3 separate regions of the Mus musculus genome follow, and all the other regions are linked to region 3. Evidence: chromatin loops called from intact Hi-C (ENCODE). Cell type or tissue: left cerebral cortex. All regions are shown on one strand. Region 1 holds the start of Kmt5b (lysine methyltransferase 5B). Region 2 holds the start of Tcirg1 (T cell, immune regulator 1, ATPase, H+ transporting, lysosomal V0 protein A3). Region 3 holds the start of Chka (choline kinase alpha).

Region 1 (8,000 bases), 84 kb after region 3:
TTTGGGAGGTAGAGAGATAACTCAATGGTTATAAGTACTTGTTACTCTTGCAAAAGACCCAAATTCAGTTCTCGGAACCAACACAGTGGCTCCTAATCATTGGTAACTTAGGTTCTAAGGGACTGGATGTCCTCTTTGATCTCTAGGGGCACCAGATGCACATATTCGGGCACAACAACTCATACACATAACTTCTAATATATTTAAAAATCAGCAGGGATTTTAATTCACACTTCAAGATATGAGCCTTTTTTTAAATGATTTTACTATTTTAAATTATGTGTACGTGTGTGGTTACGTGCACATGAGTGTAGGTGCTCTTAGAGGCCAGAAGTGTCAGATTCCCTGGGACTGAAGTTACAGGTATTTGTGAGCCACCTGATGTGGGTACTAGGAACTGAACTCACTGACTGAGCTGCCTCTGCAGCCCGATATTTTAAGATTTCAAAACTGACAACTTGGGGCTGGTGAGATGGCTCAGTGGGTAGGAGCACCCGACTGCTCTTCCGAAGGTCAGGAGTTCAAATCCCAGCAACCACATGGTGGCTCACAACCATCCGTAACGAGATCTGACTCCCTCTTCTGGAGTGTCTGAGGACAGCTACAGTGTACTTACATATAGTCAATAAATAAATCTTTAAAAAAAAAAAAAACTGACAACTTATCCAAGAAAGACGCTGCTTTTGCAAACTGCTGCACTGAAGTCCATCAGTCAGTCAGTCTTCATGCCAGGAAAACAATGTTCTATCCACTCCAAAAACAAAGTAATTAAAGACAGAGAAAGCAAAGGTTGCATGGACATATAAAGCTGGTGTGTAGGCCAAGAACTACCTCCACCTGAGATACAAGTCCCCTGTGCTGTGTCTACAGTCACTCAACTTGTGCTCGGCAACCAATAATGTGAGCCCACAGAGGGATGGCATGTAGTCCCTTGTTTTTATAAGTAAAAAATGCTCTAGAGTTAACAAAGTCCCAGACCTTTTGACCAGAAAAAAGGATTTTGGTGAATAGAGAGAAGGTAAAGTTCACATGTGACAAGCAAAATAATGGATGGAATCATAATGATTTCTCTGAGAGCATCTGTTCTGCAAGCCACTGGAAAAGCACTCCTGAGGACACGGAGCTTCTCAGACACTATCCACAAATCTGCTGTACAACCAGACACATAGCTGGGCATTATAAACCTGTAAGCTGACAACTATGTAGGAGATTACATATGAGGTAAGATCCACTGATGACCAAAGGGAAACTTAAAAAGACTGCCCTACCCACCTATAAAACACCTGCTGGACTGCACAAACACCCCAGAACACAGCCCTCTCATCTGCATACATTTCTGCAACCCAGCCTTCCTGGGCATGGTCCACTGGTAACTTCTACAAGTACAGAGAGCCCAGTGTCACCACAGTGGGTGAAAATACATTCAAAAGAGCACTTGGGAGAGGAAGGAAAGTCCTTGGAAATGGTTTTTAAAGAGTTGGGTTTCAATCACAGAGAAAGGATGGAGGCCTAGTCTCCTCTTGAAGTATACAAAGTTAAGGGGTTTGTTTCTTTTCTTTTCCTCTTTTATAACAATTTTAAAGAACACTTTCAGTGGCACTGAGTAGATACAATTTGAAAAGCCTCAAAGAGGCTTGACATAGAAATTAACAAATTATCTCTTTCATGCTGTGACTACTGAGCACCTGTGCCGAGGTAGACCAGCTAAATCTATGATTCAACTATGATTCAACAGGCTCACAAGAAAACCAACGTACGTGCAATGGCAAAGCCAATCTCACCAAGCATGCAAAGACTTTCAGGGAACAGAGGAATCCTGGCTTCTGTGCAGGCCAACCAGGATGCTTCTTCATAAGCCTATGCCAGCAGCAGGCTATACTCTCTTGCGGCTTTTCTAAGGATGGATGTATGCTGGGACAGGAGAAAGCCAGAGACCGGATGGCCAAAAGGCACCAGGTATGGCAACTAGCATAAGTGAGCTTGGAAGAGGGAGTACAGTGTCCGATGTCGAGAGGCTATAGACTCAGAGTCTACTGTTTGCCCATGTATGACACCTAGACATTTATTTGCACACTTTAACCCTGGACCATAGGGGCTCTTAGTGAGGGACTTGGTCAAACCCACGTCTACATTGCAAACGTGTGTCTTTGGCAATTCACTCTTAAGGCATGGACTTCACTCAAAAGTCGTCTGTGGGGGCTGGTGAGATGGCTCAGTGGGTAAGAGCACCCAACTGCTCTTCCAAAGGTCTGGAGTTCAAATCCCAGCAACCACATGGTGGCTCAAAACCATCAGAATAGAGATCTGACTCCCTCTTCTGGAGTGTCTGAAGGCTGCTACAGTGTACTTACATATAAGAAATAAATAAATCTTTAAAAAAAGTTGTCTGTGATCATTTCAGGCAAAAAGAAAAACAATAACTTCTTCATCGCCTCTGAAAGGGCTTATGTTTTGTCTACTAATTACCCAAACTGGCTGGCGTTTCTGTCAAAATAAATAAATAAATAAATAAGAACGGGGAACAGTTACAAGGAGAAGCGAGTTCCTCTAAGGAATCCATCCACTCGGCAGCCTCCCAACCCCTCAGGCCTGTGTCAGACAGTTTTAAGTCTAGAAAGCAGGTTTAAAAAACAAACAAACAAATCAAGTCAGGCAATCCATCTTGTCTGCTCCTCTGAGAGGACTGTCTCAGAGTGAGCGCCATCAGAAAGTTCAAGATGAACTTCACGTCTCCTCCTCTCCTTCTTGCACTCTGGCTGAACGAGCGGATGACAGATCGAGTGACGCCAGTGCCACTGCGTGGGGCCCGAGCGACTGCCCCCCACCCCCACCCCACCCCCGCGCGCGACAGTCTGAGCCTGGAGCAACAGGAAACGAGGCTCGGGCCAAAACAAAAACAACCGAAAGTTCGGCGAGCCGGCGCGAGCAGATTGGGCGAGACGCTTGCCGGCCGCCCATTGGAGAAGAGGAAAAACACAGTCCCCCAATCCCGAGCGGCCGAGCAGCTCCCCTCGTGCGGCCGCGACCCGGCCCTCGCCGACCGCTACCGCTCCCTTCCGGCCGCCGCCAACACTGCAGGCCGTGCTCGCTCGCCCGGCCGCCCCGGCCCCGCAGCCCCGCCCCGCGGCCCGGTTCCTGCACGCACGCACGCACGCACGTACGTCCTCCGCGGCTCACCGCCAGCACTGCCGGTCTTCCAGCACCGGGCCCGTCCAAGAGCTCCGCCACCGAGCTCCCGAAGCGCCCGGCTACACTTTTTGGTCCCTCCAGAAAAATTAATCACCAAAAAATATTTCCTCAGAAAAAAAAATTGGAGAGTAAAATCCAATATGGCGGCACGGACGTAGCACCGCCCGCTGCCTCCGCTGACGGAAGGGGGGGGGAAATAAAGGAGTCCGCGTCCGCCGAGGGGCCCCCCCAACCCTGCCGCCACGGCCACCACCGCGGCCCGCGCCAAGCCCCTGTCCCCGAGCCCTGGCTCGCAGCGCCGGGCCACCCCCGCCTCACAGTCCTCGGGCCTCACCTCCACCTCGCGCGCAGTCGCGGGATCTGAGAGGCATCCGCCGACTTCGGGGCTTCGCGTCCTGCGTTCTCGCGCAGCGCCGGGTGCCGCCTCCGGTCCCCGGGCGTCCTCACCTCATAGCCCCCGAGCCTCGCTGCCGCGCCGCAGACGCGTCGCCGCCCCCGGTGAGCCACCCGGACACCGCCCGGGCTCGGTGGAAGGACACGAAAAGGAGTCCACGACTGACGGCGGAGGGACACCACGCCGACACCGAGCGTGCGCGCACCTTTGCTCCGCGCTAGTGGCCGCGATGGCTTCGACGGAATTCTGCGGGAAGAGGCTGAGAGACACCAGAGAGAATGAAGTTCCCTGCCGCGGCACCCGACAGCGGAGGCACAAGAGTAAATCCCCCCCACCACCACCACCAAAGAAACCACGTCGTTGCCGTCGCTGAGCCTCGAGGCGGAGGGATCGCAGCGAGAGTCGTTCGAAGATCCCTCCGCCCGGCTGCCCTTTAAATCTCGGTGGAGGCGGCGTCGCCGCGCGCCCGGTGGGCGCCACCTAGTACCCCGGCCGCTTGCTGCCCCGCGGGGTTGGCCCCCGCCCCCGTCTCGTGCGCACCTGCACCTACCAGGGACAGCTCCCGAGCTGCGATTTCAGGGGGCAACTGCGAGGCGCACGGCGCTCCGGGCCCGCTGTGCCTCCGGGGTGCACTGAGGGGAGGCGGCCGGGAATGGCGAGTTTCTTTGTTGTGGGGATGGGTGTCGTTGGAAGCAGAAACACCCTTCAAGACCATGTGGGCCACCTGAACGGTACCACGCGGGAGGCGGGGAGGGAGCGTGCTTTGGGTCCCCCGTGCTGACACCGGCCGCTCCTTGAGCACCTACTGAGTGACAACCTTTCCACGACGCAGCCACTCCTCGCCCTCTTCGGGCTCAACCGGCGCAAGAAAGGCGGTTTGGTCCTCCGGGAGCTTGGGGCGGAAGATCCGGAGTGGCTTGCACCCACGCCTGGGGTATGGTGAAGCCCCACCCCTTGGATCTTGCAGTTGGATAAGGGGTGCCTCACAACAATAACGAGGGTCACATCCTTGTCCCTAACCAGACGTCGTTCCCAACGATCTGGTGTGTCCCTTTATTTGTCCCTCAGGGTAATCCCCAGAGGTCGAGAGTATTGTGGGTTCCAGTTTACACACAGGGAAATTGAGGCATGGACTAGTTGGGTGACTTTTCAACTACTCAGGGCTGGAGCCAGAGCCTCTTATACACTATTCTATGAAAAACGCAGGCTTTAAAGTGAAGCAGGTGGTTGGGACCTGAAGGAGGTGTTTGAGGTTGTCACGTATTGAAGCAAACACCTGAGTGAGGTGGAGGGTGTTATGGAAAGGTACGAAAATGTCCAGGCAATGGAAAGAAAGAATGCAACTCCAGCGACACATGAGACAGGGAGAACAGCTGAGGCCATTGCAGGAGGGCCCCAGCCTGCCTCGGTTCCCTGCAAACACCACTACCACACTGAACACTCACATACCTTAGCATAGTAGGCATTTTCTAGAGGATGGCTCAGCAGAGTCAAGCAAATACCAACTTAGCTCCCATTGCCCTTGCCTCTTTGATCTTGAGTACTTGACGACGCTTGTTATCCCCTTCCATAGATGGGAAACAGAGGCACAGAAACCTGCTAAGGACACATAGCTGGGAAGGTATATTTCTTCAAAACCAGAATTCCTGTGCTGACCTCAGCTGTGTGACCTGTATCCTCAGTCTACAGACCATCTTGGGAGTGGGCAGTGGGCATAGGAGACCAGTCACAGGAGATACAGGGCTTGACACTTCAGGTCGACTTCCTGCCCTTTCCAGTCACCTGTTGCATCGGATCTATCCTGCTGTATTCCCTTTTTGTAGACACAGCTAACAATTCCTTTGATCTTAGTTTTGTTGTGTTTTTCTAGTTTCTTAATACCGCTACCCCACAAGACTTCTATAGGACTTGGCTCCAAATATGTGCCAGAGACACTAAAGTTGCTTCTGCCACGTTTGATACCAAATGCCAAAGAGCTGAACATACACGGGACACCAGATGGTGTCCCTCCAGTGGGCACCAATGGTCCTAGACTGACTTTCAGAGGTAGAATGCTCAGGTTCCAAGTCCACCCAAACTTCAGCAACCCTGGGCCCCAAATTCTCCTGTCTTCCACCTCAAAACAACAGCACATGACCCTTCAGGCTCACCCAAGCTCCCAGCTCTGTATAGCTCTTAAGTGCTTCCATTTATTCCCTGCTGAATGCCAGGCCAAGTGTAGGCATTCCCTTCCAAGGAAATGGACTGGGATTCTAGCCTGCCATAGAAGAACCCAAGTGAGCATAGCACAGCCTTTCAGCCTGTCCAGTGCTGTCCTTCCAATCCCTCAACAACTGCTGCTCTTCTAGCGGCAGCTCTGAGACCTAGGTAGACCATGATTGATGAAACTGGGCTGGGCTCAGGACCTTTGTTGAGCCATGCTGAAAGCTTGGGGCTTTTATAGGGCTTGATCTACGGAGGTCATGGCTGAGTTGGCTCTTGCCACAGCTGGGAGTTGCCCTCCTGGGGGAAACTGGAAATTAGACTTTCCTATAGTGGGAGGCCAGCTAGAGGATTCTCCTGCCAGCTGGCCCAGAGTAGGGATCAGGAAATAGAAGGCCAGGCACCTGCTGGGTCCCCACATGACAGGAGGCTCGGCATTTACAATGTGAAGCCTCTGGGTGCCCTATGGCAGGAGAACCAGCCACAGAGCTTGGGCCCCCCACCCAAACTGGCTGGACTCTGAGGGCTTAACAACTCTAAAGAAAGGCTGAGTTGGCGGGAGAGTCTCAGTCTGCCCTAGCAGAAACACCCTGAGGCTGACCAAAGGGAGCCCCAGCCAAACACTGGCAGGTCCCCTAAGCAAGCAGTGCCATTGCCAGGGCACTGACTAAGCCCACAGAGTCAGTTCCTGTGGTCAACAGGCAGGCATTGGTATGCCCAGTAGCATTTTAGTCACCCAGCCTGGTCCCGTGTTCCATGGTACCCCTTCTCCAAATGTTCATTTCACCAGTCCCCTTTTGCCTCGGGGGATAGCATCAGCATCCTGGGACCCTGTACTTCTTTGGAGTTCTTGCACATGGGGCTGACCATGGGATCTCAAGTTGGGTGAGTCATTTCTCAACCTCTACTTGTAAAGCAGCTTGGGTGCTTGGACTCTCTCAGATGGACCTCTCCAGCCTCTTCTCCAACAAATTCAAGACTGCTCTGCTGTCTTGAATCTGAAGCAGGTATCTGAAACTGGTGGGAAATGGAGATAGATTTGGGCATTCTGAGAACCTCTGGGTGGCTGGCTGGCTTCCTGGTCTTGGATAAGGGCACCACCAGGCCCCTGGACTGCCCCTCAGACACTTCTGTAACTCAGCTCCAGCACTCTTTCTGTCCTCCCTTATGCCTACAGTGACCTAGCATCCTTACCTCGCTACCTTTACAGTACCAGACTTGCTAGCCTGTCTATTAGCTGATACTCTTTTTGAACCCTTACTCCTTTGCACAGAGGAAGAAGGGATTGTTAAGTTGCTGCCTGTAAGCCTTCAGGGCTGTCCCTGGAGCGCCATGTTCAATTCTGATTCCTGGAAGGGATGAAGGAGGGGTTATTGAATTTTCCAGAGTTCCTTCAAGGGTAAGCCCATCTCCCAGATCCAGGGGTTCAAGGTTATTCAGTTGATGACGTTTCTGTTGGATACCAATGAGCTTGGAACAAATGTACAACATGAGGGTTTTGTTTGGGGTATTCTCCTGTTAGGGTCAGACACCACGTCAAGTGCTCTGTCTTCACTCTTAGGCTTCCTGCACAGCATCTTTTACCTCCCTCATTAACCCCAGGCCTTCTGAAGCTGTATGAATTCTTTGTATTTGTAACACTAATTTTCCGTTATGTACTAATTTATTCTCAAGAAGATACTTCTTTTTAAACACACACTCCATTCTTCTTCTGTGGTTGTAGCAAAATACCTGTGGCTAAGTGACTAGGTCATTGACAAGAATAGGAGTTTAATATTAGACTCACAGTTCTGGAGTTTGGCAAATCTGAGACCATGATGCTAACCTCGGCTGTCTGCCTTCTGGATGGCTCCTCACACAATGAGACAGAACAACATTGCTAGCTTAAGTCTTTGCTCCCCTTTTTTTTTTTTTTTTTAGATTTATTATTACCTATGTGTACTTCTGTGGGTATGTGCCATTGGAGGTGGAAGGAAGGCATCGGATTCCCTGGAGCTGGTGTTAACAGGCAGCTGTGAGCACCTGACATGGGTATAGGGACTGAACTTGAGTCCTCTGGAAGAATGTATGTGATCTTAACCACCCATCCAGCTCTCTAGCCCTTGTTCCATTTTTTTCTAAAGCTCCTCCTGGGCTGGGGAGATGCTCTGTCAGTTAAATGCTGTCTGTCAAGTGTGAGGACCTGAGTTTAACTTCCAGGACCCATGGGGAAAGG
Region 2 (8,000 bases), 53 kb before region 3:
GAGACACACGAGGAGTTGCTGTACAACAAGGAGAAGCTACTCAACAATGGAGACAAGTGGGAGGCCGAGATCGCTGCCAACATCCAGGCTGACTACCTGTACCGGTGACCAGACCACTGGTGACCTTGGCCACCTGGCTCAGCCTTGTGGCCCCTTTAGCCCATAAAGAAACTATGATCCCACAGCTACCTGTTGTGTTGTTCCATTTCTAGGGCAGAATCTACCCCACGCAGCCAGGGGCATCTGGTTTGCTCCAGCCAGACCAGGTGTGCATGGCCTGCTGCATCGCTCTCTCAGTGGGTTCCAGCCACTCACCTGCCCCAAAGTCTAGCAAATGCAGAACCCAGCCATCCTCTATGGTGCACAGGCCTACCAGGCCTCTTTGTGATCGGCAATACTACCCAGAACCGTATCACACATCTGGGCTTTTTCCCACAGCCTGGCAGTGCAGGTCACCAGGGGCCTGTTGTCCCCATTGGTGTTGGGTGTCTGAGAGGTGAGGTCCAGGTCTTCTGTTTTCTTGGCTGTCCATCGCTACAGTTTGGACTTGGATCCTTTCCAGGCTCTGCTTGAGTCCATCAAGAGCCTCAGGAGGAGGCTGAGTAGGAAGGAGGCTGAGTAAATGAGTTATTCTTATCCTGAGATTGCACAGAAAAGCTTAGTGTGGCCACATGTCTGTGACCCTCTGCTGGAGGATGGAGTCAAGTGGATCCCAGAGTCCCTGGCTAGCCAAACTTAATCAAAATGGCAAGTTTCAGGTTCAGTGAGAGAGACTGGCTCAAAAACTGAGTGCAACAGGTGGCCAACTGAGGAAAATTCCTGCTGCTCACCTCAGGCCTCCATGGGTGCCTGCACGGGGAGTGTAGCCGCACACTTGCACCCAACATCCCTAAGGTCAGGGTGTCCTTTGGGGAACAGGAAGCTTGCTAGGGGGTGACAGTCACAAGGGAATGACATAGGTCCTGCTGCCTCTGAGCTGGCCTTGCCTCTGGCTACTACATCCCCTTTGCCCACTAAGTTCTCTGACTCCTCCCAAGTGTGGGTGTTATACTTGTTACCGTTTCAGACACCGCCCTCACCTCTACCCCGACCCTGTGTGGGCACACACACATTGTGTGTGTGGGGGGGGGGACGGGACTGCTGCTAGCTTGGTTCTCCTATTCTTATGTACACTTCTACTGTATTCACAACTACAGCTTTATGGCCCGTCTGTTGTCTGTTCCCCCACAGTGAAGAGCACTGGCTTGTGCCCCCTGGTACACTTGTGTGAGGGTCCTCACCAAGTCACCTCAGACCCATGTCATACCTGTTTTCTGGGGATACCTACCCACTTCGACTCAGTTTTCAGGTTGCCTTAGGCTTCCATTCTATACTCCCCCCACACATTAGAGCCCTTGTTTATTGAATGGGGCTCAAGGGTCAGCACAGCTGAGGGGCCCCTTGTCCCTCTGGTCCCCATTGGGTACAGTCCAGCCTGTCCAAAGTACAGGCAGCTGAATGGTCCTGAATCCCAGTTTCCATACCTCAAGGGCTAGGAAGGAGGTTGAGGCACTTCTGGAGTCTCCAGGCTCCTGGGTCAAGTTCCTCCGCAGAGACTGGCCCAACCAACACCCTGCTGCCAGTGGAGAGGGGCCCATAGCGTGGGCCCACCCTTACCCAGCATAGTCTGAGCTGGGTGAGGTTGGGTAGCAGCCGATCTTGCACAATAGCGAAGTAGCTTGAAGCAGATTGTACGTACTAGGAAGGTGAAGGTGGCCTATCCTTAAGGTCCTACCTGTCATCTCCCGATTATCGGGATTTTTTTGTCGGTTATCTCCCGATTCCCGGGATTAAACGATTCCGGGGCGTCCAGACACCGCCCTCACCCCCACCCCCACCCCGCGCCCGAACTCAGTGGGGGGCGGGACAGGGCGGGCAGTGGGCAGGCCGTCACAGGCCACACCCACTCCGGTATTTCGAAGCTGGAGTGAGCTGCACTGGCCGGAGGGCGGGCTCAGATCCTAAGCCGAAGTTGAGCGAAGAGTCCACCTGGGTGAGTGTCCTGCTAAACTGAGGAACCCCAGCCCTGCCTACCAACTGCTTCTTCCTCCGCCTGGACAAGGGTCCAGGCGCCCTGCCCGACTCCGGGTGGAGGCAACTCAGAGGCCACGCGACCGTGTCAGGCAGTCTGGGATGCAGGCAGGCCGCAAGGAGAAGCAGAGGATAGGTTGCTAGCTCCGGGAAACTTCAGAGCCTGAGCTCATGGAGGCCCCTGCTGCGTCTGGCTCTGAACGAGGGACCCATTCTACAGATGAGGAAACGGAAGCCATCCTACTAGGAAGTGGCCGGGCTCAAGGCAGACTCCAGCCCCTCTCCTCATCCTCCGAAGAGCAGGGTCTGGGAGAAAAGGCAGGGGTTGAAGGAAGACTAGGAAAGGGGGTGCAGGAGTAAGGCAGAACACCGGGGCCTCAGGGGAAGGCCAGATCGCGAGTGGTGTGTGTGGGTCTAGCTCGCAGATTACAGGACAGGACCTAGTAACAAAATCAAGGTATGTAATGTGGACTGTCTGCAGGGAGCATGGGGGAACTTCCGTTTGTCTTGCATGTACATGTCTAGCATCCCTTGGCTGGAGCACCCGAGTGCTGGTGGTTATGGCGCTGGGACTAGGCAGGATGTGCCAAGTCAGAGCAGCGTCCCTCTGTCTGGGACAGACCCCTCTGTGGTGTGGTTCTAGTTGGCCATGTGACCTTAGACTTCACCTTACTCCACCTGGGTTGGCCCATTTATAAATTAAGGCCAGGATAGGAGGAGTGGTGGTAGCACAAGCCTTTAATCCCAGCACTCAGGAGGCAGAGGTGGGCTGATCTCTGAGTTCAAGGCCAGTCTGATCCCCAGAGCCAGTTCCAGGACAGTCAAGGCTACACAGAGAAATCCTTTCTTGAAAAACGGACAAACAAAAAAATCGTAAGGCTGGGTTGTCCACTAGGAATTGGGGGGAAGGGGTGTTTATAGAAAGAAGTAAGATGTGGGGAGTCTGATTTTTCGTTTATCTCCTCACTCACATCTTTCCTGCCAGGGGTGGCCAATTCAATCAAAGAGGAAACAGGCCCAGAGAGGGCAAGTGACTTACCCAGTGTCACATAGCTGCTTACAATTTGGGGAGGACCCTAGAGACTTAGTCCCTGGCTCTGTGCACCCAGCCCTCCCTGCTCACCCCTGCCTGTGCAGGGCCTGGCTCTTCTGAAGCCCTTGACTACCATCTGAATTCTTTCCTTTCCCAAGCTGGGGACAGGACTGTGGTTTCCCCTTAAGTAAACCAGACCTAGGGAGGAAGTGGTCTGCTGGGCAGACCCAGGCAGTAAGCTGGGCCCATTAGTATCTGAAGTTCCTCTCGATGTGTGTCCCCACTTGTGACCTCCAGCCCTCAACGCCAGTTTAAGAGCTGAGGAAACGGTGTCCCCAAGATCCTGAACCTGAAGAGCAGTAGCTACCAAGGAGCAGGCAGTGGCCCCAGGGAGAGTGTTGGCTTTTGGCTGGGCATCTGCAGGGCAGTTGAAGAGTCCGTTTGCTTTCCAGCCAGGAAGTGTGTGCCTGCTGGGGTTAGAGGGAGGCCACCAGAGCTTCCCGCCCATTGTTTCATGGTTTCACTTTCCCAGTTTCAACACCAAGACTTTTCCCAGCCCCACAGGCAATGTTGCGGGCAGCCAAAGGCAACCCCCAGCCAATCCTCCCCTTCAGGATTTCAGCTCCAGGGAACTTAGAGGGAGTTCCACCCCCACCCTCTGCATGTATAAGGAAGCAGGCTAGACAGCTCAGAGGCATTTGGTGTCAGTTGTCACAGCCTAGGGTCTCAGGGCTAAGCTGGGTCTCAAGTGGGGGGCAGACAGAGAGGTGATCCAGTGCTGAAAACACTGCTGGAGCCAGGGTGTCTGGGAGCTGCTGGGCTAGAAGCAAGAAGGCAGCAGAAGGAAGGCCAGCTTAAAGACAGCCTACGGTGGTAGGCTTTGGGGTCACTGGGCTGCTCCATGCTTTTTTTTTTTTCTTTTTTTTTGGGGGGGGGGGAGTTCGAGACAGGGTTTCTCTGTGCAGTCCTGGCTGTCCTGGAACTCACTCTGTAGACCAGGCTGGCCTTGAATTTAGAAATCCGCCTGCCTCTGGCTCTCAAGTGCTGGAATCAAAGGCGTGCGCTACCACTGCCCGGCCCATGCTTTCTCTTGCTACTGACTTTCTGTTAACCTCGGTACCCATTACTTCTTTCCTGGCCTCAGTTTTTCCATCTGTCCGATGAATGGGAACAGGTGTATGGATGCCTGCCTGGAACTAGCTCCTAACCACCTTTTTTTTTTTTTTTTTTGCCTGCCCTAAGGATCATGGGCTCTATGTTCCGGAGTGAAGAGGTGGCCTTGGTCCAGCTCCTGTTGCCCACAGGGTCTGCTTACAACTGTGTGAGCCAGCTTGGTGAGCTGGGCCTCGTGGAGTTCAGAGACGTAAGTGGGGTGGGACAGAGGCCTGGGCGGGTAACCCACATCAGGAAAGGCCGTGTGATTACCCCTGGCCTGCCACAGGAGCATCCCAGCCCTCCCTTCCAGCACCGGCGCCCTTCCCATGCTTACTCGTGCCTTTTCTGGCACGCGGTTGAGTCTGCTCCAACTAGTCCGTTCAGGCTAATTGGGCACCAAGCAACTTTTTGGAGGAGGTGCTTCAGACCTGGATCCCAGAGCAGTGACCTCCTGATCCCCTCCCAGAGATTCTGACCCGTATATGTATCCATCACAGCTCAACGAATCCGTGAGCGCCTTCCAGAGACGCTTCGTGGTAGACGTCCGGCGCTGCGAGGAACTGGAGAAGACGTTTAGTAAGTTGGACCCAGATTCACATCCCATGGAATGAGCGCTAGGCAAGCTTGGTCTGAAGGGAAGTGCCCCCGTTACCCAGGTGAAAGGCAGAGAAGGGAGGTGTGGGCGGGGCTGCTGGCATCCGCAGGACATCCTTGGCTCTGGGTGGGTGGAGCCAAGGACGATAGGTAGGACTGCCTTGGAGTATGAGCCACAACTCTATTAAGCTTTCTGCCTAGATGGACTGGGGTGGGCAGACGCTGGGGTGGAGGGCTAGAAAGGCCTTTCTTAGGTCAGAGATGAGGGCAAAACAGGGGGAACAGAGCGGCTGCTTCTAAACAGTTTAGCCCGGGATTTTTCTGGAGATCTGACTCAGCAGATTAGTCATGGCCTTTGGTGCGCATTAGGGATCTCCCTACATGTCTGCAGCCCCTGGCTAACAATAGACATGAGCTGGCATAACCCTGTGTGACTTCCCCTAACCCCACCGCCCCTTTCTGTGTCTAGCCTTCTTGCGGGAAGAAGTGCAGCGGGCAGGTCTGACGCTGGCCCCACCTGAGGGGACACTGCCAGCACCACCTCCCCGAGACCTGCTGCGCATCCAGGAGGAAACGGATCGCTTGGCCCAGGAGCTTCGGGATGTTCGTGGCAATCAGCAGGCACTGCGGGCCCAGCTGCACCAGCTGCGGCTTCACTCGGCTGTGCTGGGCCAGAGCCACAGCCCGCCGGTCAGCCCCAGCCAGGGCAGGGATGGGGCCTGGAGATATATATGCCACGGCTGGGGCTCACAATGTCTCTTGGTGCCTAGGTGGCAGCTGACCATACTGAAGGACCCTTCTCTGAGACAACACCCCTGCTTCCAGGCACCCGGGGGCCACATTCAGACCTGAAGGTCAAGTGAGTCGGGGCAGTTTGTCTTTTCTGGACAGCCTTAAGGCACTGGCCAAAGAAGGGGACCCGATGGCCCCTGAGTCTCTGTATGTTGTGTTTGGGGGTTCCCCACGAGTGCTTCCTGTGAGGTGAGTTGGGAGGAGGCTGCAGCCCGCCTCCAGCCCTGTTGGCAGTTTTGTGGCAGGTGCTGTGGAGCCCTACAAGGCTGCGGCCCTGGAGCGCCTGCTGTGGAGAGCTTGCCGCGGCTTCCTCATTGCCAGCTTTCGGGAGACTGAGGGGCAGCTGGAGGACCCAGTGACGGTGAGTTTGCAGGGGGGCCAGGGTGGGGGCCGTCAGGGAGGAGCCAGGGCTCCAGAGACTAACCGAACCTGGCTTTCACAGGGTGAGCCTGCAACTTGGATGACCTTTGTCATCTCCTACTGGGGTGAGCAGATCGGACAGAAGATCCGAAAGATCACAGACTGGTGAGCCACGAGTGCATGGTCACTCGGCCGCGGGAGGTGTCCAGTCGACTGGTCCTGTGTGGCCCAGGCCCCTGATAACACCTTCAGCCGAGTTTGTCCTGCCCCCAGCTCTACCTGGTGACTCCCACTGACCCCCATTACCCCATGTCTTCCTCAGCTTCCACTGTCATGTCTTCCCATACCTGGAGCAGGAGGAAGCCCGGTTCAGGACCTTGCAGCAGCTGCAGCAGCAAAGCCAGGAGCTTCAGGAAGTGAGTGCCCATGTGACCTGACCCCTGATAGCTCCCTCAAGGCTCCCTTGATTACTTTTTTTTTTTGTCCCCAGGTCCTGGGGGAGACAGACCGGTTCCTGAGCCAGGTGTTGGGCCGGGTGCAGCAGCTGCTGCCCCCATGGCAGGTGCAGATCCACAAGATGAAGGCAGTGTACCTGACCCTCAACCAGTGCAGTGTGAACACCACACACAAGTGCCTCATCGCGGAGGTCTGGTGTGCCGCGAGGGACCTGCCCACTGTGCAGCAGGCGCTGCAGAGCGGCTCAGTGAGCATCCAGGCTGCCAGAGGCCTGCTCCCTCCCTGCCTTTCCTCCTTCTACTTCCAGTCTCTCCTTAAGCTTCCTTTGCTCTGGGATTGAAGGGTGGGTACCATTTCCGAGGAGCCTACTCCTCCAGGGCATTTTGGGTAGGATGGGGCTGACCAACTTCCCCCATGCCATCCCACCCCACCCTCAACCCAGAAATTACAGTCCACATCTCAGCTGGGCCTGGGAACGGGGGTGGGATTGGGGTGGGGGCAGGGTTTCTACAGGCTCCGGGCATCGGCTTCTGTCTCTCTGCCTGGGTACCCCAGAGTGAGGAAGGAGTGAGTGCTGTCGCTCACCGCATCCCCTGCCAGGACATGCCTCCAACCCTCATCAGGACCAACCGCTTCACCTCCAGCTTCCAGGGCATTGTGGATGCCTATGGTGTGGGCCGCTACAGGGAAGTTAACCCTGGTAAGATCCATTGCTCCCTCAGTGGAGGTCATCCCTCCATCCTCTGTTTGGGTGCAAACCTTGAGAGGGGTGGGTAGAAGTTAGGCCCTTGCCTTTGGGGTACAAACCTTGAGAGGGGTGGGTAGAAGTTAGGCCCTTGCCTTTGGAGTGCAAACCTTGAGAGGGGTAGGAGCTGGGTCCACCCCATCCTTTAACAGAGACATAGTCCCCAGTTCAATCTCCAGGGAGGTTATTGGGTACCCTAGTCCCAGTTGGGACTTTACACTTGTCTCAGCATTAAATCCACAGGGAACCAACTTGGAACAGTTCAGAAAACAGATGTGGGAATGGCTTAAAGTCCAGCTCACTTGTTTTGATGAGTTTCTTAGTTTCTGTAGGTCATATTTTTTCTGGTCTGCAAAATGGGAATAATAGTACAAACCTCAGAGAAGTGTTAGGATGGCTAGTAGTTGTTATAGGGCCCCAAACCAACCTATAATTGTGACTTACTTGGCCACACTGCAATGTTGTTTGTTGAGGGGTTGTTGTTGTTGTTGTTGTTGTTTTATGAAGTTGGAATGAAAAGGGTTGAGGATGTGGCTCAGTTGATAGATGAATCCACCTGCCTCATGGATTCATGAAGCCCTGAGCTCAGTCTTCAGCAGAAACTAAGCATGGTGGTTAAGTCTATAATCCTAGCACTTGAGAGATGGAGGCAAGGGGATCAAGAATTCAGGCATCTTCAGCTACGTAGAAAGTTCAAGGTTGGGCTGGTGAGATGGCTCAGTGGGTAAGAGCACCCGACTGCTCTTCCGAAGGTCAGGAGTTCAAATCCCAGCAACCACATGGTGGCTCACAACC
Region 3 (8,000 bases):
GCCATGGAAGCAACGGATAGCCCCTGAGAATCCCCTGGCAACAGGATGGAGAATGAACTAGATAGAAGGTAGTACACATAAATTGCTTAAATTAAATGCCCTGGGACCTCCTGTTACCATGTGACTAAGCAAAAGGTATTTCTGAGTGTCCCCGGTCTTAGAGACCACAATAGAGACACTTCTGGGGAATAAACAGGCTGAAGGGATTGGAGCCTGCTACTATTAAGGCTAGGACAGAAAGTACATTCTGAGGTGGGAAGGAGCCAAAAGCTTAACCCTGGGACACGCTGAATGAACTGAGGTGTATAAACCAGGAAGATGGAACGGAGCCAGCTAAGCCACTAACTTAGGTAGCTACCACCCACTTCCCCACATCCTAAATCACCTTCTCTCCTTATTCAACAGCGTCTGTAACCACGGACTACCCTGTTTACAGCACGCCACATTTTAAAAGATACTGCAATCCAAAAGGAAAGGCCTGCCTTCAAGACTCTTAGAGGAAAAAAAGAAAACCCCAAAATATTCTCCATACTTTTGCAATGACTGGTTTGAGCAAAACAGATTTAACTTATGAGTGACACAGTCCATAGAGACAACCACAAGCTCACTTTGTAGACCAGGCTGGCCTTGAACTCAGAAATTCGCCTGCCTCTGCCTCCCAAGTGCTGGGATTAAAGGTGTGCGCCACCATGCCGGGCTTAAGATTCGTCTTTCTAAGGCTGGGTACAGGGCTGTCCAAACAGACCCCAGGGCCAATGTAGAAGAGGGGAACACCAGAGAGCTATCAATGGACTTCGGGCAAGTCACTCCTCTAGAGCATTGGTTTGGACTGATGAAAAAAGGTCTCGGGCTGGTGAGATGGCTCAGTGGGTAAGAGCACCCGACTGCTCTTCCGAAGGTCCAGAGTTCAAATCCCAGCAACCACATGGTGGCTCACAACCATCCGTAACAAGATCTGACTCCCTCTTCTGGTGTGTCTGAAGACAGCTACAGTGTATTATACATATAATAAATAAATAAATCTTTAAAAAAAAAAAGAAAAAAGAAAAAAGGTCTCATGTAATCCAGGCTCGTCTCCAACTTCAAAGCTGCTATAGCCCAGGCTAGCCTTTAACTCCTGATACTTCTACCTCCCCTCCCAAGTGTGGGACAAGCACATCCCCTCAGGCCTCGCTTTACTTCCATAGGGAGAAGGAAGACCGTGCCACAGTAATCGTTACCATTCTCCTGGTAAGAACTGCTAAGCCTGTCAGGGGACAAGTTTGGGGACAAATTTTTCTAGGACGCTCAACAATGATTTGAGTATCTGTGGTCTTCTTTTTCCACTTCCTACCAACTATATTTTAAATACCTGCTCATAAACCTCTGACATAGTCTCAGATCCATGAGGCACCTGAACATTGAAAGGCAAAGAGGAAGTGCAGTCCATCTAAGAGTTAACTTTGCTGCATTCATGACTCTGGTGAGAGACTGGGCACAGAAAAGGAGTCAAATGACTACAACTGGATTTGAGGATTATTTGTGGCAGCCAGCCAGCCAGTTTCTAGACACTTGGCACTCAACTGGGTCAACCAATCAAACAGAAACTGGTAGAAAATGACCAAATGGGTTTTTAAAGGTCAAAAAAACCCAACCCGTATTCAATACTGAATGCTAAGCACTTGTGCAAAAATGGCAAGGGTACAGTTACATTTCTCTAGTAAGTCTAAATACATAAAAAACTATTTTCTAATCTAAGGTGAAATATATTTAAACGTAAAAGAAGTGGGGAACGCCAGGCATGGCAGCAGATGCTTTTAATCCCAGCACTAGGGGAGGCAGTGGATTTCTGTGAGTCTGAGACCAGCTAGCTTGTCTACATAGTGAGTTCCAAGACAACCCGACCTGCATGGTGTGTGTGTGTGTGAATATGCTTGCTTATAGGATCCTCATTGGTTCAAGGCCAGGCTCCAATACCTAAGGATGTTCATGATCACTCTGCCCACAGGAGATTCTTTTTTTTTTTTTTTTTTGGTTTTTCGAGACAGGGTTTCTCTGTATAGCCCTGGCTGTCCTGGAGCTCACTTTGTAGACCAGGCTGGCCTTGAACTCAGAAATTCGCCTGCCTCTGCCTCCCAAGTGCTGGATTAAAGGTGTGCGCCACCATGCCCGGCTTGAGATTGAGGAGGAGGAATTCATTTTACTTCACAATGATTTGTGGAGCCACACCTCCAGACGCTGGCCAGTAACACGGGTACACGACACGAGCCTCAGAAAGACAGGAGTGATTGCTACCTTCCAATAACACACATCAATTTCCTTCTACCTCTTTTGGAGACAGTGTCTTGCTATGTAGCTCTGGCTGGTCTGAAACTTACTATGTAGGCCAAACTGGCCTCAATAATAAAGAGATCCGCCTGCTTCTGCTCACTGAGTGCCAAAGGTGAATTTCTGGAGCGGGAGGGGGTTGTGATCAAACTACAGACTAGAAGTACTACAAGGAAAAGTTCCCCGGGGATTTTTCCTCCCTCTTTTTCTTTTTCTTTTCTTTTTTTTTTTTTTTTTTTTTTTGTTTGTTTGTTTTTTCGAGACAGGGTTTCTCTGTGTAGCCCTGGCTGTCCTGGAACTCACTCTGTAGACCAGGCTGGCCTTGAACTCAGAAATCCGCCTGCCTCTGCCTGCGGAGTGCTGGGATTAAAGGCTTGCGCCACCACGCCCGGCTCCTCCCTCTTTTTCTAAAGCCCAGCCACAACATCCCTTTTTCTTTTCTTTCTTTTCTTTTCTTTCCTTTTTTTTTTTTTTTTTTTTTCGTTTTTCGAGACAGGGTTTCTCTCTGTAGAGCTGGCTGTTTTGGAACTCACTTTGTAGACCAGGCTGGCCTCGAACTCAGAAATCCGCCTGCTTCTGCTTCCCGAGTGCTGGGAACAACATCCCTTTTTTCATTCAAGGCCCTCGCAGAGAAACGGCTTCCTAGACACATCTATTTTGAGCTTTGGTACAGAATGTGCTTGTATAACTACATAGTATTGTTCTTCCGCAAGGGACGGCAACCCAGCACACATTTTCTCAAAGCTCGCCCGCAGGCGGCCTTCCGCGCTGCGGGGTTTGTGCTCCGGACACCGGCGCGGCGATCACCTCTACCCAAGCCGCCGCCCCGCCCCGCCCTCCAGCCTCACCCCCCACCGCCCCCACCACCACCGCGCGGTGCCGCAGCCACTGACCTGATGACACTGATGTGGAACTGGTCCTCGCGAAGGCCTCGCCAGGCTCCGGGCAGGAATTCCTTACACCACAGGTAGGCCCTGCGCCTGGTCCGGGGCTCGGGTTGTTCGTCCGCTAGCGGCGGTGATGGCGGCGGGGGCAGCGGCAGGGGCGGCGGCGGCGGCGGCGGCAGCGCGAGAGGTTGGGTTCGGCCACCAAGCTGCTTGGACTCCAGCTCGCCTGCGGCGTCCCGCTGCTGCCCTACGCCGGGCGTCGGGGCAGCGTTGCCACCGCAGCTCAGCAGCAGCCCGAGAGGCGACGGCTCGGCCTCGCCCCCGGTGCAGAACTTGGTTTTCATGCTGGACAAGCGGCCGAGAAGGCGCGGGCGGCCACAGCACGAGAGGGCCACACTCAGGGTCCGGCTGGATGCCCGCCTCTGGGGGCCGGCGCGGGGAATGGCTCGCCGGCTTCACTGACCGGCCGGGCGGCGGTTGTGGGAGCGCGCGGGGAGGCGACGTCGGCGACGGCGGGGAGAGGCAGCAATGGACGTCAGGCAGCAGTAACGAGAGACGAGCGCGGGAGGCTGACGGCAGGCGACTGCTATAGGGGGCCGCGGCGCTCGCTCCTTTACAGCGCTGCACGCGGAGAGCCCAGCGTCACCGCCCGCCCCCGCGCTCGCCGCTGATTGGACGCTTTGGCGCATCACAACCGCCGCCACCCTCGCCACGCCGCTTTCCCATTGGCTGCGGCACAGCCCCTCCTAGGCTCAGGCGGTGAGTCCACGATGAGGGAGGGGTCGGCGCACCGGGGGCGGGGCCTTGTCTAGGGGTCGCGAGGGTCCTGTAAAGGCTATCTCAATTGCCTGCACTCACAAGGTGGCGCCTTTGCGGACTCGAGCCTCTTAGGGCAGGAGAGGCGAGGCTTCTGCAGCTTTGGCAGACCCTAGAGTGGATGTTGAAAGGGAAACTTTCCTTAGACGCCCCCAGGTCTGAAAGTGATGATTTGAAAGGCCCCGGGGACTTTGCAGGAAAATGGTGTCTGGAGGCTGGCTGCTCTTTCCGCGTGACCTTAGGGCAAGGCAGCTCCCAAAGGAGCTCTGTGGGTGTGTTTTTACAACATTTCCGAGGCCCTGTTCGAGATGCTTCCATGCCCAATACAACTCCTGGCCGGAGGCGTTATCCATCTGCAGGTCTAATATCAAAAAGAGATTGGGTCAAGGCCACACACCCACTTGCCAGCTGGCTGCGCTCTCCGCTCAGAGAGAAGCCTCCCCCTCTACGTGCCTGCAGCCTCAGTTTCCCTGTCCGTGGTGCTGAGGATGTCAGCTAGATTCTCAGGACATCTTCCTAACAGACTGGCCTCAACGGCCTCCAGAATTGCCGGCCAAAGGTGCTTGGTTCGCGATTCCTGGCTTTGTGGATGCTGTCATCTGCCCCCCCCCTCTTCCGGGCTGTCCAGTCGCGTGACCATGACTAATGTACCTTTGCCCTAGGGCATGGAAGGGGGCCAAGGCCCCTATGCTGTATGCCCACACATTGCCTCATTCTTTGGTCTCATCATTCAGTCCTTCCAGGAAGTAATTGAGGCTACAAAGAATATAAAACTACAGGTCTGTGTTGTGGGGTATAGCTAGAAAGAGAGATTTCTTTCTAGCTATACCCCAGCATGCAGAAAATGGCTTCTTTGTGGGTTTTCACAGTCTGCTGGAAGCCAAAAACTCTTCAAAAAGAGTAGGTAGGTACTTATCTGGACTTACTCCCCCAAAAGTGATCTTACTGAACAAAAGAGTGCAAATAATCTGTGCATAATGGCACATGCTTTTAATCCCAGCACTTGAGAGGCACAGAGGCAGAGGCCAGATCTCTATGGGCTGAAGACCAGCCTAGTCTACACAGTAAGTTTCAGGACAGCCCAAGTTCCATAGTGAGACTGTCTGGGGAGTGGGGGGGGGGGGGCGGGGGAAGGAGTGCAAATGAAAAGAGACTTTGGACGATCCCGTGGAGCTAGGCCTGGAGTTGAACTCCAGACAAGTAGGGGAAAAAAAAAAAAAAAAAAAGAGGCCTGGCCTAGGAATACCACTGGTTGCTAGAACAGTAAGAAATCAACGTCTCCATTCAGGAAGGCATTTAGATAAGGGAACGGAGGACTTTGAAAACACCAGCCCACGTGGAGGTGGGGCTGTGTCACTGGCCTTCACAGGGGACTGGCCCTTTGTCCTCATACTAGTCCCCATAATCTCAGAGGAATGTTGGAAAGCTGGCTGAGGGGGAAGCTGCTCCAGAAGTGAGAGGAGAGCTCTATAATTTGCAGTTAACTTTTTCTCTGACCTCTTCTGGTTTAGACTATGAGAACCCACAAGGCGCCTTGCTGGGAGCACAGCTTCCAGTGGCAGTAAAAGGTCACCCCAGTGAAAGGCTTGGAAAGGACATGAACATATATGACCCACATAGAAATTCTAGCCAGAGTAAAACTCTGCCTGGAATACACACACACACACACACACACACACACACACACGGGGGAGGGGGGGCAACCTTAATGGCATATATGAAATTGCCTTAATGAATCTGTCACTTTGATACTAGCTTTAAGCAAAGAAGGAGTGCACTTTAGTACACTCCTTTAATCCCAGTACTCAAAGAGCAGTGGAAAGTGAATCTCTGAGTTTAAGGCCTGACTGGTCTACAGAGCAAGTTCCAGGATGATAGTGCTACACAGAGAAAACCCTGTCTCAAAAAACAAAAACAAAACAAAACAAAACAAAAAAGCCAGGTGTAGTGGCATGTGCTTACTATCCTACAGTTGGGGAGGCAGAGTCAGGCACATTCCTGGGCTTACCTGCAGCCAACCTAGCCAATCTGGCAAGTTCCAGGGTAGGAAGAGACCCTGTCTCAAAGAACAAGATAGACAACACTTGAAGACTATCACCTGAGGATGCTTGCTGGTCTCTCTACACATATGGACCCATATGAGGACACACCCACATGTGCACATGCACCCAGCCCCACCCCCATCCCTGCACACACAAACACAGAGCAGAACTCACCCAAGACCACACAGCTAGGAAATGATAGCCTGGATCTAAACGTAGGTAATGTGGCTATGGGGTTGATTCAGGGCCACTTGAAGCAGTTTCTACCCTCTGTCATTCCAAGCTTTCCACAAGAAGCGCTGAGGGGCTGATTTGTCCAACTCCTCTCTGTATGTCCTGTCATATGTGTGGCCAGAGCAAGACTCAGTGCCCTTGAGTCAGGCGCCCAGGTTTAGTCCAATCAACTAGAACCATGTGGCCGGAACCAGCTTTACTCACCTGAACAGCAAGAGCTGGCTATAGGATATGTACCTGTTACCAGCATCTATGGCAATTCTGAAGTTAGGTGGCGCTCCTATGATGGGCCTGTGCCACTCACAGGTCCCTACTTTGAAGAAGGTCAGGGTGAATCAAGTTCTTCACTCTTGTCACAAGCTTGCCCTAAAGGCACTGCCTTCCCTTCTAACGTCTGCATATCACAGCAAGCAAGAGGTACAGCCTTGGAGCCTGGCAGCCTGGGTACAAACCTTGCCCATTTTACTTCCTTGGCATCTGCCTTCAAGCAGACTACTTACTGTTGCCCAAGCCTGTCCCTGTCTGTCAAATGACTATAATCATGGTGGGGATAAAGGGTTGCAATAATTTTCCTTGTTAAATGAGCAAGTCATTTGAGAAGAGGAAACTTTAATAAAATGCCTTTATAAAACTGGCCTGTAGGCATATCTTGAGCATTTTCTTGATTAATGAGTGACATGGTAGAGTTCAGCCAGCTCTAGGCAGTGCCACCCCTGGGCAGGTGTTCCTGGGTTGTACATAAAGCACACTGAGCAAGCCATGGGAGCAAGCCAGTAACCAGCACTTCTCCATGGTCTCTGATTTAGTTTCTGCCCTGAGTTCTGTCCTGGCTTTCTCAGTGATAGAGACCTGAGAGTTGTAAGATGAAAAACCCCTTTCCTCTCCAAGTTGCTTGTGGTCACAGTGTTTATTGCTGTAATAAACACCCTAATGCAGCCAGCCGGGCGGTGGTGGCGCACGCAGACCAGCCTAGTCTGCAGAGTGAGTTCCAGAATAGCCAAGGTTACATAGAGAGGCTTTGTCTCAAAAAAAAACAAAAACAGCCAGGCGTGGTGGTGCACGCCTTTAATCCCAGCACTCGGGAGGCAGAGGCAAGTGGATTTCTGAGTTCCAGGCCAGCCTGGTCTACAAAGTGAGCTCCAGGACAGCCAGGGCTATACAGAGAAACCCTGTCTCGAAAAAACAAAAAACAAAAACAAACAAACAAACAAACAAAACCAAATGAACAAACAAAAATAAATAAAAATAAAAAAACAGTTTCCAGAAGCCAGGAATAGTACCACACAGCTGTAATCCCCAGCACTAGGAAGGTGGAGGCAGAAGGATCAGGAATTCAAGGCCATCGTGCTAATACCAAGTATGAGGTCATCCTGGACTACGTAAGGCCCCATTTCAACAACACAAAGACAGGAATGAACAAGGTAGCTGGGCAGCCAGCAAAGGCGCATGCCTCTCAGCCTAAAAGCTGGAGTTCCACCCGAGAACATGCATGGTGGAAGGAGAGAATCAGCTCCCTCAGTCTGTCTGTCCCCTGATCCACGTATGCACACTATAGCACTCACAGGCCTCTGCAACAATAAACAAGGATGTGAATAAACAAACAAACATTTTTTAGGGTTAAAAAGGAGAAGTTCTCAGAAGCAAAATTTCCCATGCATAAAATATCCCATTGCCACATCTATTATTGACAAAAAGTGGAAAGAACCTAAGTGCC

What was found. A loop is a pair of places that touch in the nucleus more often than their neighbours do. Peaks named below come from ENCODE experiments on the same cell type or tissue, not always from the same donor. Only the 100,000 strongest peaks of a DNase experiment are listed, where the experiment ranks them.
Region 1: a loop joins it to region 3, with 7 times the contacts of the local background. A loop is called at or near these places in 4 of 42 quality-filtered maps.
Region 2: a loop joins it to region 3, with 2.1 times the contacts of the local background. A loop is called at or near these places in 8 of 42 quality-filtered maps.

The regions. Positions count from the first base shown.
Region 1 is chr19:3,763,864-3,771,863 of GRCm38, reverse strand. It overlaps Kmt5b (lysine methyltransferase 5B), which reads right to left and starts at 3,975. Exons shown (of 11, transcript NM_001379678.1): 1 at 3,524-3,975. In left cerebral cortex, CTCF peaks have their summits at 2,307 (motif pointing left) and 3,033 (motif pointing left); DNase peaks (open chromatin) are centred at 3,057, 3,344, 3,775, 4,376 and 1 more place; H3K4me3 peaks cover 3,074 bases; H3K27ac peaks cover 2,709 bases.
Region 2 is chr19:3,901,051-3,909,050 of GRCm38, reverse strand. Tcirg1 (T cell, immune regulator 1, ATPase, H+ transporting, lysosomal V0 protein A3) reads left to right here and starts at 1,918. Exons shown (of 20, transcript NM_001136091.2): 1 at 1,918-2,032; 2 at 4,346-4,466; 3 at 4,756-4,834; 4 at 5,322-5,542; 5 at 5,623-5,711; 6 at 5,879-6,005; 7 at 6,087-6,169; 8 at 6,327-6,420; 9 at 6,495-6,707; 10 at 7,016-7,160. The coding sequence starts at 4,350. Ndufs8 (NADH:ubiquinone oxidoreductase core subunit S8) reads left to right here. Exons shown (of 7, transcript NM_001271443.1): 7 at 1-188. The coding sequence ends at 108. In left cerebral cortex, no CTCF peak of the experiment used is centred here; DNase peaks (open chromatin) are centred at 815, 1,938 and 3,447; H3K4me3 peaks cover 2,160 bases; H3K27ac peaks cover 1,923 bases.
Region 3 is chr19:3,847,614-3,855,613 of GRCm38, reverse strand. Chka (choline kinase alpha) reads right to left here and starts at 3,841. Exons shown (of 12, transcript NM_001271496.1): 1 at 3,201-3,841. The coding sequence starts at 3,538. It overlaps Gm51271 (predicted gene, 51271), which reads left to right and starts at 4,798; the gene lies at 4,798-4,847. In left cerebral cortex, a CTCF peak has its summit at 3,047; DNase peaks (open chromatin) are centred at 2,207, 3,013, 3,354, 3,855 and 1 more place; H3K4me3 peaks cover 2,589 bases; H3K27ac peaks cover 2,069 bases.